Regions from separate parts of the Homo sapiens genome. Here region 1 is linked to region 2. Evidence: read pairs that join two places in POLR2A ChIA-PET (ENCODE). Cell type or tissue: OCI-LY7. All regions are shown on one strand. Each heading gives the region's core, and the rest is flanking DNA. Links, peaks and the distances in the headings are about the cores only.

Region 1 (8,050 bases), core at 2,008-4,507, 570 kb before region 2:
GTGACAAGCTGCAAGTCACGTACTTGGATTTTGTTAGATGAGTTATTAATTTTCTGTAGTAGCAGAAAAAGAAAAACAATTAGCAAGTCTAGCTCAGTTACAGAATTGCAGAAACATGACGATTTCCATGGCATGAAGTGGTTTACCTGCTGAAGTTCCTTAATTTCTTGTGAAGTGAAATGTACTCTATGAGGATTCACCAGCTCAATTGCAAAGGGCCTTCCTGGCAGCACACACCCCGTCATGAAACAGAAACGTGTTGATGGAGTTAACATTTGGGCTAATGCAAGAGGGTTAGGAGGTGTGAAAAGTGGGTTGAGCTCTAGAGGACTGAAAGTTTAGTGACATGACTACATCTGAGGGAGGGAAGAATGTGTGAGAAGAATCAAGGGGCTTTTTGCAGGGCTGCTAAACCCCAGCACAGGCAATATGTGAAAATGACTGCTTCCCCAAAGGCCCATGAACAAGCCTGTGTTAATTACAAAACACAGTTTAAATAACCACTAATTAACTTAGTTACACTAATGTAAAGTTGTCACATGCAGCAATGCCCTGTTGAAATCCATCCTTCTAGCCTGATCCACTAGTGAAATGGAAAAGCTTTGGTTCCATGAGAGGAAGGAACTATAAGCCTCAAACAGTTCAGGATTAAATGTCATCATCTTTCTGGTAATGCAATAGGGTAAAATGAGAGACATGAAGGTTAAGACAGCAGAATCACTTTTTAAATGAAGATGTACATTCTGAAAACTGTACTGGTCCTTCTGAAATGTTATTAAATGAAAAAATTAATAATCAAACTTTTGGAAAAAAAATCAAGCACCTCTTTGTTAATGCACATGCAAGTCCCTTATAACCTATAGGTATGCAATCAGGATGGCCTCTGAAGAAATGATTCCTGTTAAGGTGTATTTCATATAATTCATAAAGGGGCCTCCATAATCCACAAAGCTTCCTCCCTTGGAGAAGCTCTGGGCCTTGCTCACTTTGTTTTTCACTGAGTGACTATGCTAAGCCTGCTGTCTAGAAAGGATGATAATCAGAAAGTTAGTTCTAATCAGGTGATGCTGTTGCAGTCTTACCATTTCCTAATGTTCTCACATCTACATCTTCTCTTCCAGAGGATGAAAAATTAAAACCTTTGAAAAGCAGATAAAGAAAAAAAAATTAGAGACATCATAGCTCTAAGATATTCATTCCCAACCTTTGCTAGAAACCCAACTGAAGGTCTTGAACAATCTATAGGAGAATCCCCAGGGAGAGTCATCATCCCACCTCTAATGTCAATCTCTACTAAAAATAGTAATGCTAATAGTAAACACCATTTATTGAGAACTTATTATATGCCAGGCATTGGACTAAAAATGTTATATATATAATTTAAATTTTATTTATTTATTTATTTATTTTTAGAAATGAGATCTTACTCTGTCACCCAGGCTGGAGTGCAGCAGCGTGATCATGGCCCACTGCAGCCTCAAACTCCTGGGCCCAATCAATCCTCTTGTCTCAGCCTCCCAAGTAGCTGGGATCACAAGTGCACACCAGCACACCTGGCTAATTTTTAAATTTTTGTAGAGATGAGGTCTTGCTTTGTTGCCCAGACTGGTCTTTAACTCCTGAATTCAAGCTATTCTCCTGCTTTGGCCTACCAAAGCACCGGGATTATAGGTGTGAGCCACTGCACCTGGACCATGTACTATTTAATCCTTATTATAACCTTATAAAGTAGGTATAAAATAAAAGAACACCAAGCTTCAGAAAAGTTAGGTAATGTTCCCAAGGTCACACAAGTAAATGGCAGAGCTAGGTGTTTCTGACGTTAAAATCCAACCTTAACTACCATCCCATGGGAACGCCAAGGCAGAGTCCTGTTTGGAAGAAGAGCCCACCACCCCTCTGGCCATAAGCGTATGGTGAAAACTCTATAATCTTTCTTTCTTTCCTTAGAACAAAGCAAAAACAGTCATTATTTAAGAATTAAACACCATGAAAGGAAAAGGAGGGAAAAAAAGGTTTGACTCTAAGAAGCAAATTCATTATATATGATTATACATGTCATGAAACCAAAGCTGGGACCATGACAGAACCAGCGTATGCTCTGCGATAAGTTGATCGTCACGGACTAAAAGCTGCAAATATTGGAAGGAGAAAATTAAAAAAAAAAAAAATGTAAGGGGCTTACACAACAACTTTTTTAGATATAGAACTAGGCCAGGCAGGATGTAGGAGTCTGTGAACCACTAAGTCCCAAAAAACTCTCCCTTCTGTGTTTACACTCCAGTGTGAAGTTACTAATAAATCCATAGCAATATCGGTATCTTCTAATCAGAGTCAACAGACTCAACCTGTAGTGCTAACAACAGATGGATGGCCATAGTTCAATGGTGAATTCAAAAAGGGCATCTGGGAAGCTGAAGATGCAGACTCCTTGGGGCTAGGATTTGTCTTACAGCTGCCCACCCCTGTCTCCCGGTCAGCCCCGTCAGGAAAACAGGGTGTCCACAGTGACTGAACAAGAACCTGTGACTGGCAGGGGTGAAGGGAATGAACAGGCCTCAAAGAAATAAGTCTACTAGTTACTGAAGGAGCAGAAATCTTAAATTCATAAGTCAGCCATAAAACTTCCCACAAATTCCAGCCCATCAGTAAGAAAGAGGTGTAGAAAGCTAGGCCCTTGAGAAGGCCACAAAAGCATTTGATTCAGACTAAAGGAGAAGCCATATTTACTGATCTTTTAGAAAAATGTTTCAAACCAGGCTGGGTGCGGTGGCTCACGCCTGTAATCCCAGCACTTTGGGAGGCTAAGGCAGGTGGATCACGAAGTCAGAAGATCGAGACCATCCTGGCTAACTTGGTGAAACCTGTCTCTACTAAAAATACAAAAAAATTAGCTGGGTGTGGTGGCGTGTGCCTGTAGTCCCAGCTACTTGGGAGGCTGAGGTAGGAGAATGGCGTGAACCTGGGAGGCTGAGCTTGCAGTGAGCCGAGATCACACCACTGCACTCCAGCCCGGGTGACAGAGCGAGACTCCATCTCAAAAAAAAAAAAAAAAAAAAAAAAAAGAAAGAAAAAAAAAGAAAAATGTTTCAAACCTGAAAATTAAGGAAACATCCTTGGACTCCAGAGTGAGAGAAACCTGGGAGGTAAACCTGAAAACTTATTAGTGTGCAATTATAAATAGCAGCTGACAAAAAAGGAAAAGAAGCCACTCCCTTAAGTATTAGAAAATACATGCTTAAAACTTGGTTGAGTTTTTTCAACTCCCATTATGCCTTGTCTCATCCCCCTAAGAAACAGTATCAAGGGCAAGAATGATCAGGAACTATAAGTGGTTCAGCTAATCTGCAGTGGTCCTCGTGTGCTGATGCCTGGAACGCGATGCACAAGCCTTGGACAAAGGATGCTGCAAGACCCATGACACACCTGCCCCCTGGCTGGCTCATAGCATTTATGATGGGTGGAGCTGGCTAGTGGGGGAACATGTAGTACCCCCAGCCCAGGCACTGTGGTGCCCAGAGCAACACTGGGTTAACACCACTGGGATGGCTACCTGTCACGGCCTGTGTAAACATAACACGGTGCTGTACCTTTATCCCAGATAATCGGCAGAACGTAAAAGCAGCCCTGCAATGGGTCTCACGGGAGATTAAGACAGTCAAGGGTTTTACTGATGACCCCCTGCAGAGATGGCGGGCATCCCTAGGCTCTAGCCTACGCTGTGCCCTGGTAGACATAAGTAGCATAGCTGGGATCCTAGTGGTGATCTGTTGCTCTCTGTATTGTTGTTGTGAGTTATGGACTCAGGGCTCTGCCCTATGGCCGTGTGTCCCTGCCCAGAGGACACCCTCAGCCCAGGGGGTGGAGTATAAGGGAAATGGCTGTGTTTTAGTCAGGAGTAGACTGAGGCAGGCTTCCAGCACAGCATGACTCAGTAGGTTTGGTGCACAGGTGCACAACCCCACACATTATGTAACCATGCCACGTGAGGCACATTAGGTGATCACTCACATGAACTTTTGCTTGGCTCGGAGCCACTATTGTCTGTAAAAGGTATAACTACCCTGCTGATGCTGTACATATGTCTCGTGCCTGGGCTTTTGCCCAGAGAGAGAGAATAAAGCCATGTCCAAAACTCCCTAAGATTCCTTAAGTGTTCTTTCAGCTGCCCACCACTCATCCGCCCACTCCTCTCGGTCTTCAGCTTGGGCTGGAACCTGACACTTGGCGTGACAGGTGGCCCCAAAAAGAATCCAAATGAAACTTTTTGTGCTAACGCTTTATTTTCATCCCTTCATAACCTGCATAAGTCTTATGTGATAATCCATTTGTAAATACCAAATTAAGCGGGTAAAAGCTCATGGCAAAGCCCAGGGTCTTTACTGCTAAGATTTTGGAAAATATTAGGGTGCTGGTATACTCTTTTTTCCATTCAGTAAACAATTCTTAAAGACCCTTAAAGAAGGGCCACCTCTGTGATAGGCAACAAATTATAAGAGGGATGTGGTTTGAAGTGTTTCTCTTTCCTCCTTGCAAGTCAGGGAGCTGGAAGGGTCAGCCATGTCTCATCTAGACCATGTGTTTGTCATTATCAAAGCATGCTTATCTTAAGGTCTTTCAGAGAGAAGGATGGATTTCTAGCTGGTCTGTCACAAAAAGGTTTTCTGGCTGAGTGTGGTGGTTCACGCCTGTAATCTCAGCGCTTTGAGAGGCCAAGGCAGATGGATTGCTTGAGCTCGGGAGTTTGAGACTAGCCTTGGCAACATGGCAAAACTCCATCTCCACAAAAAATACAAAAAAATTAGCCAGGCATGGTGGCACATGCCTGTAGTCCCAGCTACTTGGGAGGCTGAGGCAGGAGGATTGCTTAAGCCCAGGAGCTAAAGGCTGCAGTGAGCCGTGATCACACTACTACACTAGAGCCTGGGCAACAAAGTAAGACTCTGTCTCAAAAAAAAAAGGTTTTCTAATTATACTAGGAGCCTCATTCCAAAGAGTAATATCATCCATGCCCTGCAGTTTTTCCTGACGTGTAACACCATTTCCTGCAATTGAAATCACAAGACATTATGCTGCCTTTGACCTGACAGGCCTGTTGAGACAAGGAAAACATAAACCTGATGGAACCTGACTCATCCCATGAACCTGGGCTCGTTAATACCTAAATTCAAAAACATTACAGCTGCCATTCAGTCTTTGTAAAATGGCTGCTGTTGATTTACTTTCTCTAGGCCTGAACTTTATTCCAGGACACTTTACAGGTTAAGAGAGAAGCCAAACACTTGCCAGTGATTACTCTTGAAGAAGCACTGGATGTGGAAGATGTGTTTTAATTTCCTCATATTCCCCCAAAGAGGCCAAGGCTGAGGTGTACCAAGGTCAGGGCTTAGGTGCATTCATTTAAAGTAGTTTCAGTTGTTTTGAATTTCCCCAGGAGAGAACAGTCATTTTTCAAATTTATTTTTTATTTTTTTAGGCAGAGTCTCACTCTTTCGTCCAGGCTGGAGTGCAGTAGTGCGAGCTCAGCACACTGCAACCTCTGCCTCCTGGGTTCAAGCGATTCGTGCCTCAGCCTTCCAAGTAGCTGGGACTATTGGTGCGCACCACCATGCCCAGCTGATTTTTGTATTTTTAGTAGACACAGGGTCTCACCATGTTGCCCAGGCTGGTCTTGAATTCCTGGCTGCAAGTGATTCGCCCGCCTCAGCCACCCAGAGTGCTGGGATTGCAGGTGCGCACCACTGCACTCGGCAGAGCAATCATCTTGAGAGAGGACAGGCAGATATTCTCGAGTGCCTTGGCTGAAATCCAGCCCAGGCCAGCGGCACCCAGAACATGATGCCATAGGCACAGGAAGCCTATGGCCAAGAGGCCCAGACTTGGTAGTGATTAACAAAATATAGAAATCTTTCCTGCCACCCCCAAGAAATCTATTCATGAATGTCAGTGTATTAAATATATGGCCAAGTGCAGTGGCTCATGCCTATAATCCCAGCACTTTGGGAAGCCCAGGCAGGAGGATCACTTGAGCCCAGGAGTTCGAGACCAGCCTGGGCAACATAGTGAGACCCCCCAATCTCTAAAAATATGTTAAAAAATAACCGAGCATGGTGGTGCATACCTGTGGTCCCAGCTACTCAGGAGACTGAAATGGGAGGGTTGCTTGAGCCTGGGAGATTGAGGCTGCACTCCAGCCTGGGTGACAGGCTCTCTCAAAAAAAAAAAAAAAAAAAAGAGAGAGAGAATAAAATATGAAGATTAGGTCAGGTGGGGTGGCTCATGCCTATAATCCCAGGACTTTAGGAGGCCAAGGTGGGCAGATCGTTTGAGCCCAGGAAGTCAAGGCTGCCATAAGCTGTGATCGTGCTACTGCAATCTAGCCTAGTTGACAAAGCAAGCCCCTATCTCAAAAAAAAAAAAAAAAAGAAAGAAAAGTATGAAGATCGTAACACTTACTCTCTGCTTTAAATACTGCCAACAGATGATCTGAAATTAATTCTTCCACTGAAGATTCCAGCTTCCTTTCTCCATCAATTATCCAAGGAGTTTGTGGTAGATTCCTGGAGTATTTATTATATCTCCCTGAGAAAGAAATAATCAGATAGCCTGGATGGAATGGAGTAATTAACATGGTAGGATAAAAAGAGAAGCAACAACTATAAGGGCCAATATCCTAAGTGCTACGATATAAAACAAGGCCTATCCTTTACCTAACTAACAATCCAATTTGGAGACCTGGGACATATACATGTAGATAATTAAATAAAAAGGTTTAAAGTAACAATAAAATAGATGGGTAAATATATGATATGAATGGTACATCAAATGAGTTTGAAAGGAATGCTCAATATATTTAATTTGATTGGCTGACTAAACAAGTTATATAATATTATGAATATACCAAGGATAAAAAAAAAAAAAAAAAAACGCAACCAAACTTGCTTTTACACCTGATGAGTAAAGCTACAGTAAGGCAGGTAGCTTTCATTGCCCTAGGATAGGATATTATAGTCAAGGCTGAAGAGCAATTTCACTTCAGCTATTACTATAAAACAGTTGTAACTTTCAAACAAAAATTTGTCTGCCAGATTACCTTTTAGGAAAGTCAATGAACAATTTCTTTCCAGTGGAAGCCAAGTGTTTAGTCATTTTGGAGATAATAAGTTATTTTTTCAAGTTTGCTTTTATGTTATAAAATAGCCTCTGTCCTGCTGTTTTTCTCCAAACCAGTTTTGGGTCTCTGCATCTACCCATATTTCTACTTGGCCATCTCTGATGAGAACTATTAAAACCTAGGAAGTGTCATTTCCCTTTGGCATGGCATTTAAAATAACTGATCTCCTAAGTGATCCTTTAGAATGCCCACAAAACCTAAAATAAGTTTGGCTATTGATTCTACTTCTCAAGAGAGTAAACTTATTAGAATCTAATAACAACAATAAGAATAAAATAGAACAGGAGTCAGCTGAGTTTTTAGAAAGGAGAGTACGTTCACAGTGTATGTATATTCTAGACTAAATATTTTACCAGCCACAAAAACAGCACCATGAGCACATTCAATTTCAAGAACAGCGCATACAGCCTTTGGTGAGTTTGGAGGACAAGGAAACTGCCTGCAAAACAAAATAAATTTTATAGCTATTTTCCAGACATAATATTGAATCACAAAACTTAGATGAATCAGCATTGTCTGAGACATACACAGAGCCCAAGTCTCTCTCTAACTTTTAGTTTCGCAACAATACAGGTCTTGCAGGCCTGTGGAGTAACAATTTTAACATATGAGAGTGGCACTAAGTAAATAAGGGCTCTGCTGCTACCTTTCACCTTCGGGAGGACTTATCTTCCGAGGCAAAAACTGCAATTACTTTTGCACCAACCTAATACTTTCCAATAGCCTCAAGATTTGAGGGAAAAATCCATACATAGGAAGTGGAAGCCCCTTCAGGCTCTTTAACCATTTTGCTGTCCATGGTCATGTGCAGTTTACTGCTGACTCTACCCCCCTTATCACATCATCGTTTGAAATGTATTGAAGGATCTTCTGGAA
Region 2 (8,050 bases), core at 2,891-5,390:
CACATATTAAACAAGTATCTATTCACCCATATACTGAGTTTTCATGCATTTTCCTCATTTTATTGTTTGCTACTCTATATAACGTCCTGCTGTTTATACATGCTCACACCAGGAGGAAGAACCAAATAAAAAGCCCTTTAGCAGCCAAATAGGCTTATCTGTCGAAGGAAAAGTAGCAGCCAGATATGAATTCACAGCATAAATGACTGCTCATAGGCTCACGTACTTTAACACGAACAGGCTCCTAAGAATTTAGCAGCTTGGATGCTATCAAGCTTCCTACCATCCTCTAGGAGTTATAAGCTTTTGGCCAAATATTAAAGTATTGTCACAGATACTTTCTATAGAAAGTGTTTACAAGCATCACTGGTGTGTTACTTAAGGAGCAGCAAGACAACCCATGGGTTTATTTTATATTTTAACCCCACCCTTATAGTTGCTATTTCTACTAATTTAAAGATAAACTTTTGTGCACAGTCAAAATAATCACAAACGCATGTTGCAATCTGTATCTACCTTTCAGGTATTTCTTCCTAAATACTGAAAGTTATAACTAAAAGTATAAAAAATTAAAAAACAGAGATACCACTTTCAAGCCATTTTGTCCCTCCTGCTGATTACTCACTCTAAATAGTCAACAATATTTATAATAATTTATAAAGCCCCAGGAGTTACTACCTGAATTACTATGACCAATTAGTGTGGATAGGCAGGAGGAAGAAAAGGGACAAAACCGTTGTGGTACATTTCAACTGAGAGAATTAGGGAAGAATCAGCTATAATATCTGAAAGGTAAGCTCATTCATATATAGACATATAACCTCAGATTGCAAGTTTTGGCTGAGAATAAGAGTTCATCTTTAAAATGGTTAGTCATTACACAATAAAATAGGAGCATTAGTATTTCAACCAAAGGGATCATGTGAATGCTCATTTTATCCAAAGCACAATATAGACTGTCCCAAACTACATTGTGCTCAAACAGTGAATGTTTTTGCTGTTTTCTTTCATTTTAACATTTCACACTCTTCAAGAAAATTTTGCCATTTCAACTAAAGTACTACATTTGCAGAACATTCCTTAAAAACTTTCAAAATAAAAACAAGGCCAAAGCAAAATTCTAAAATTACAAATTTGATGCTATTAAAATGTTTCATAATCAGCAGTAAATAGTGATGCTTTCTAACCTGTTCACTTTTAAAAACATATCTATTTATTATGTCTAGGTCTGAGAAATATGTAAAAAAAAGAGAGTTGTCCAAATGCCTGAAGTTCTTAATTAGCTTTTAAAAACATACTACCCTAAGCATTTTCTTTAATTTTATAGGCACAAAATCAGATTGTCAAGACTCAGTAAGTCAAAGCAATGCACTGCTTACAATATATCCTCTTGCCAAAAATCAATTAAAAAGCCTTTAAAACACTAAGAAACAAAACCCACCATAAATATAGTTACAAATAAAAATCTTAAAGATAACTTCATCTTATTTAACCAAACTTTTTTACATTTTTAATGGAAAGACACTGTCCTTTCTTTTTTATTTACTTCTTCCTATTTGATACTGTTACCTAAAATTACTATTTACTAACCTGTATTTTCTACAACTGTATAAAGGTAGCATAAGCTTGATGAAGATACAATTCATATTTCATCTTTCTGCCAAGGGGGTTGAAGCAGGGAGCCCAATAAATGCTTTGCCCAGGTTAGGTCAAAGGAATACATCTGTTACTATAATATCCTAAAATCCAATCTCTCCCAGACATAAAGACTTTGCCTATGAAACTAAAACAAAAAAAATTTACATTCCTTTGAAAAAATGTTATTTGGGGCCAGGCAAAGTGGCCCTCGCCTGTAATCCCAACATTTTGGGGAGGCCAAGGCGGGAGGGCCAGGAGTTCAAGATCAGCCTGAGCAACACAGGGAGACCCCACTTCTATAAAAAAATTGGTAAGTTAGCGAGGCATGGTGACACGCACCTGTAGCCCTAGCTACTCAGAAAGTTGAGGCAGAAATGTCACTTAAGCCCAGGAGTTTGAGGTTACAGTGAGCTATAATCACACCACTGCACTCCAGCCTGGGCAACAGAGGTCCTGTCTCTTCAAAGAATTTTTTTTCTTTTTTTTTTTAGTATTTTTGCTCAAAAATCTGAAGTGACAGTCAAATCTGAAAGCCAATGATAAATCACTACAATCCAAACATTCTGAAGAATTATACTTTTGCCTTACATCTCCAAACTTGAGAAATCCACTGCTGAGTTATGAAGATGAGGGACAGATAACAGCAAAGACTAAATGAAAAAATAAATGCATGAAATGATCCCTATGGTAGAAATTTCTACTGAGCCCTTAGAAATACTTATTTTATGCATTGAATTCCCCTTTCCCCTCCCACCGCCCATGAAACAAAAACAATTGATGAACAGAATTCAGTTAAAGGGAATCAAAAGGGTAGACCTTGTGGAGGCCTGCCGTCAAAGCCTAGCTGTGTCAGTTGCACAGGAAGACACCCCTTTTCTTCCTATTACAAGCAATCAACATAATGGAACATTATGATTAATATCAGGTAGTGTTAACATCTTTAAAGAAAAAAAAATGATTGCATAAAAGCCAAATGTCATAGTGCATAAATTTAGCACCAAATCATTTGTAATTTATGTAAATTGAAGAATTCTTTACCTGTTGCTTTCTTTCTGTTCCTCTAATCATCTCATTTTTCACAAGACAAATTTGAGTTTTTAAAAATACTGTTGATAAATCAACTTAAACATTAGTAATGTCTGTCAGTATAAAAAGCAAAATTTACCAGGCAAGCAAACAGGCAAACACTGTTATGTTACTTAAGGTTAGCACTTTGAGGAAGTTCTGGACTGTATTTTTGACCTAAAATTTACAAGATGTCAAAACTAATTAATATTTTAAAACTGTTAATTAACAAAGTCTGGTTTCAGAAACAGATGTGAATATGGCTATCTTCTGTTTTAACACAATGTATATCAAGTGGAAACCTTTCGTGTATTAAACAGAATGCCATAGTATTTATTACTTTAAGGCAGTTTAAAGAGAAGCGTGAATCATCAAGCCTAAAACAGACAAAACACATTTTGATCAACCCTTCTGTTCAAACTTAAAAAAGGACCAGAATTATAACATTTTCCATTGTAAATAAAAACTGAGTGCTGTCCCATTAGAAGCCCAATGCCATGGAGTAGGGTTTTAAGCTGTCCACACAACTTGGTGTCAGAGGTGCCTGGCCTGTATTATATTGATTACTTGCCCAAAATAATTCCTTAATGTTATGTTTAATCTCTGAATAACATTCAGAATTTATGCTACTTAGACCTGTATACATATACTAAAAAGAAAAAAACAAAATCAGACAACCAAAAAAGCCACCTTGCATACTAGTCCCATTACAAAACTTCATTCATAATTCTTAGGACTATTTGCAAGAATTAATTATATGCTTAAGACTAAATTTTGAAACAAATTAACAATATAAAATAATTTGAGATAACAAATGCTAATACTAAAAATGAGATACCTTCCTCAAAGTTTATGACTGGAAGAAAAGAAATAACAGATTTTAAAACCACCACTTGCTTACTTTCGTATTCATATTCTGAGAAAATTCCAAAATTGTGTCGACTCTTGTCCAAGCATCAGGATGCTCCTTTAAATGTGTCAGTACTTCTTGAGCCATTCTTTGCTAAAATATTATTAAAAAAAACAAAACTTAAGCTAATGTATTCTTTTGAATCATTCATTAAAATGAAAACTACTGAGCAAGGCACAAATTCTAATTGGACAGAGATTCTATTATTGATGTTCAGAAATACTCAAAAATTAGACCTTACAGAAATAGAAATAAAATTATATAAATATGACTCCCAATTTTTTTTTTTTTTTTTTGAGACAGAGTCTTGGCTCTATCACCCAGGCTGGACTGCAGTGGTGCGATCTCAGCACCCTGCAACCTCTGCCTCCTGGGTTCAAGCGATTCTCCCGCCTCAGCCTCCTGAGTAGCTGGGATTATAGGCAGGTGCCACCACAGCCAGCTAATTTTTGTATTTTTAGTAGAGATGGGGTTTCACCATGTTGGCCAGGCTGGTCTTGAACTCCTGACCTCAGGTGATCTGCCTGCCTTGGCCTCCCAAAGTGCTGAGATTATAGGAGTGAGCCACCATGCCCAGCCAACTCCTAATCTTTAAAGGTGCAAATATTTTACTTATTTGAAACAGTAACATTTTTGGGAGTAAATCTGGTTTATTTTTTAGTCTCAAAACTGAACTGCATTTCAACCAAAGATCTATTCTGAAGCAAATAAGTTCTCAGCACTTAAATCAACCAAAAACAATATAAAAATTCTTATCTAGGCCAGTAGCAGTGTTTCATGCCTGTAATCCCAATACTTTGGGAGACTGAGGCAGGAGGACCACTTGAGGCCAGGGGTTCAAGACCAGCTGGCCAGTCTAGGTGACAGGCAATGTAACGAGGCCATGACTCTCCAAAAAAAAAAAAAAAAGAAAGCTGCACATGGTGGCTTGCACCTATAGTCCTAACTACTCAGGAGACCGAGATGGGAGGATCACTTGAGCCCTGGAAATCAAGGTTGCACCGAGCTATGATGGTGCCACTACACTTCAGCCTGGGTGAAAGAGCAGAGACCCTGTCTCTAGAAAAACAAAAAAAAGCACACCTACTTAGGTAAGTTATGTAATGTAGCAGGACACTCTGCTTTACAAGAGTTACCAAGATCTCTCTAAATACAAAAATACATTTCATGGAAAGACTGCTGAAAACTAGGTCTAATTAAACCACAAATCCCAAATACTTACATACCATTTGAGCTCTTTAAAGAGGGCTCCTAACATTTATTGTAACCATCCTTTCTCCATTCTGAAATTTCACTAATTTCATATATAAAATCTTTGTTTTGGAAACTATTTCCGTTTTTATTTTCATATTTTTAACATGCAACCCAGAAATACTAATCTACGTAGTCATCATCTTGTGCTTGTATCAGATTTTCTTTTAGCATAAAATAACTAAAGTTTATGGAAGTCATCTTTGTGCCTTTCCCTAGTGCCATTTCCTTCCTTTATTCCTTTTTTCTCTCTTTTTTTTTTTTAAAGTTGGAGTCTTGCTCTGTCACCCAGGCTGGAGTGCAATGGCAGGATCTCGACTCACTGCAACCTTCACCTCCCGGGTTCAAGCAATTCTCCTGCCTCAGCCTCCCAAGTAGCTGGGACTACAGGCACCTGCCACCACGCCTGGCTAATTTTTGTATTTTCAGTAGAGACAGGGTTTCACTGTATTGGCCAGGCTGGTCTTGAACTCCTGACCTCGTGACCCGCCTGCCTCAGCCTCCCCAAAGTGCTGGGATTACACCTTTGTTCCTTCTTTAAAAAGTAATGGCTTTCATCATGAACTTAGTGTGTCTTTTCCTGTCCACATTTTCACGGCATGTGTGTAAATTTCATGAATAGGGTTGTACGGCTACCAAATTTTATGTTAATAGTATACTTAAAAATCTTTTAGGCTGGGCACGGTGGCTTACGCCTGTAATCCTGGCACTATGGGAGGCCGAGGTGAGCAGATCACAAGGTCAGGAGTTCAAGACCATCCTGACCAATATGGCGAAACCCCATCTCTACTAAAAATACAAAAACTAGCCGGGAATGGTGGCGTGCGCCTATAGTCCCAGCTACTCGGGAGGCTGAGGCAGGAGAATCGCTTGAATCCAGGAGCGGAGGTTGCAGTGAGCCAAGATTCCCCAAGAATCAGGAAGATTGCCCCAGTGCACTCCAACCTGGGTTGACTGCGTGAGACTCCCTCTCAAAAAAAAAAAAAAAATCTTTCCTGCAATTAGTTTTTTTCATTTGACAGTTTTTAAGATCCAGCCATGTCGACATTTTATTTATATATATATATATATATATATATATATATATATATATATATATATAGTTTTTTCATTTCAATAAGTTTTTCATACATTAATATTTTTACCAACAGCTTTTAATTCTATTGACAAAAAGCAATGGCTTAATCTTTTTCACTTTTGTATCTTTAAAGGTTGTTTTATAACTCAATTAGATCCTTCCTATTTCTTTTACCTATTTCTATTAAAAGTTGTAAGCAAAAAGTTTGGACCAGGTGTGGTGGCTCATGTCTGTAATCCCAGGAGTTCAAGACCAGCCTGGGCAACAAAGAAAAATTAATAATGAGCCAGGTGTGGTGGGACACGCACTTATGGTCCCAGCTACTCAGGAGGCTGAGGTGGGAAGATTGAGCCTGGGAAGTCAAGGCTGCAGTGAGCTGTGATCAAGCCATTGTGCTCCAGCCTGTGTGACAGAGCAAGAAAAAAGTTTGATGACTTTAAAATCTGTCAGTTATCTTTCTCTTATACTTTACTTTATCATGGGTTTAATTCTATGGTTATAAACAATAAAGCATCAAAAACAGGGTAGGAAGCACTCTCACAACCATTTCTGACAAAGATACCTTATAATCTTTAGCTTGGCTTTTATTCTAGTCTTTTTTAAAACAATCGTATGCTCGGGTGGGCACCGTGGCTCACGCCTGTAATCCCAACACTTTGGGTGGCCAAGGTGGGTGGATCACGAGGTCAGAAGTTCAAGACCAGCCTGGCCAACATGGTGAAACCCCGTCTCTACTAAAAATTCAAAAATTAGCTGGGCATGGTGGGGCGTACTTGTAATCCCAGTTACTCAGGAGGCTGAGGCAGGAGAATTGCTTGAACCAGGACCCGGAAGGCGGAGGTTGCAGTGATTTGAGATCACACCACTGCACTCCAGCCTGGGCTACAGAGTGAGACTCTGTCTCATTACAAAAAAAAAAAAAAAGAAAGAAATTATATGCTTATCCTGGCTTTGATGCTTTATTTTAATCATGACCTTTTCCTCAGGTAGGAAATACAATACCACATTCATGACTATCCCATACATCAATCAGGAAAACACACTGCTACACACTCAATAACTTATATGGTTGTTCTCTACCCAGAAACCCACCAGAACCACTGTGGTTGCCTGAAAAGATCAGACGCCTGCTTCCATTGTGAGTCTGTGGTTACAAGAGTTAATGTGTATACTTTAAAATACAATCATACACATTTCTATTTGATTTCATTAAAGGACTGATGGGCATAATGTGTCATATGAGAAATGACAGAAGGCCGAAAGAATAATGATGTGGCTTATCTAGGGCCAAAGCACATTTTAGCAGTGTTTTGGTCTTCTCCCTGAGAATATCTAGCTAGATAACCTTATCTAACTAGAGGAAAAGTTGTATCAAAGATCCTCACACAGTAAAAGTTACTTGGTCAAGTTACCATTTTGTCAGATGCTTTGAAGTGATAAGCATTCTACACAGAATCAAATACTTCCCACACTATCACCACTCACATCAATCGCTACATAAATAATATTCTTTCCTGTTAGTTGTAATTTTACTCTCTGATGCTACTTCTAGTATTTGCATTCTGATTTATTCTAATCCCACCATTCTTACATAATGTTCTTTATAAACTTAAAACCCCAGCAGGGGTTTAAAAAAAAAAGACACAAAAGCAAACTAAAGAGAGAAAACCTAGCATCTCCCTTGTACTACTAACTGAATGGTGAAAGCATTTTAGTTGCTAAGCAATAGAGTTCAAGATCTTTAACAGAACACAATATTGGAGAAAACATCCAACTCTTCCCGCATCTTTTTTCTAGCTGTCTACTTGGCTAAAAATAGAAAAATGCTGATAACAGAGGGTAGAGGGTAGTCCTAATGTTACACTGCTAAATATCCTACTATACTAACCATGTATGCAGAAGTTCTGTCTACAGATTAAAAGTCACCCTTGTAAATAATTTCTTCCCCTCCCCCAAGTTACACATTCCTTTAAAAAAAAAAAAACCTACCTACAGCTTTTTTTCCCAGTTGACTTTAAAAGCTTAATTAGCATAATAAATTTTTCTTGTCATTAGTGCATATTTTATGAGTAGCAAAAAAAAAATTTTTTTAATTTTAAGCAATGAGT

What was found. Peaks named below come from ENCODE experiments on the same cell type or tissue, not always from the same donor. Only the 100,000 strongest peaks of a DNase experiment are listed, where the experiment ranks them.
Region 1: POLR2A ChIA-PET joins it to region 2 with 10 read pairs; 2 of 35 experiments call an interaction of 5 or more read pairs at or near these places.

The regions. Positions count from the first base shown.
Region 1 is chr2:60,953,936-60,961,985 of GRCh38, forward strand. PUS10 (pseudouridine synthase 10) reads right to left here. Exons shown (of 18, transcript NM_144709.4): 10 at 7,528-7,613; 11 at 6,457-6,582; 12 at 1,083-1,139; 13 at 147-223; 14 at 1-53. Among named protein-coding and RNA genes, the nearest start is that of PEX13, 60 kb to the right of the region's middle. In OCI-LY7, for the core only: no CTCF peak of the experiment used is centred there; no DNase peak of the experiment used is centred there.
Region 2 is chr2:61,522,816-61,530,865 of GRCh38, forward strand. XPO1 (exportin 1) reads right to left here. Exons shown (of 25, transcript NM_003400.4): 3 at 3,605-3,706. Among named protein-coding and RNA genes, the nearest start is that of XPO1, 12 kb to the right of the region's middle. In OCI-LY7, for the core only: no CTCF peak of the experiment used is centred there; no DNase peak of the experiment used is centred there; H3K27ac peaks cover 540 bases.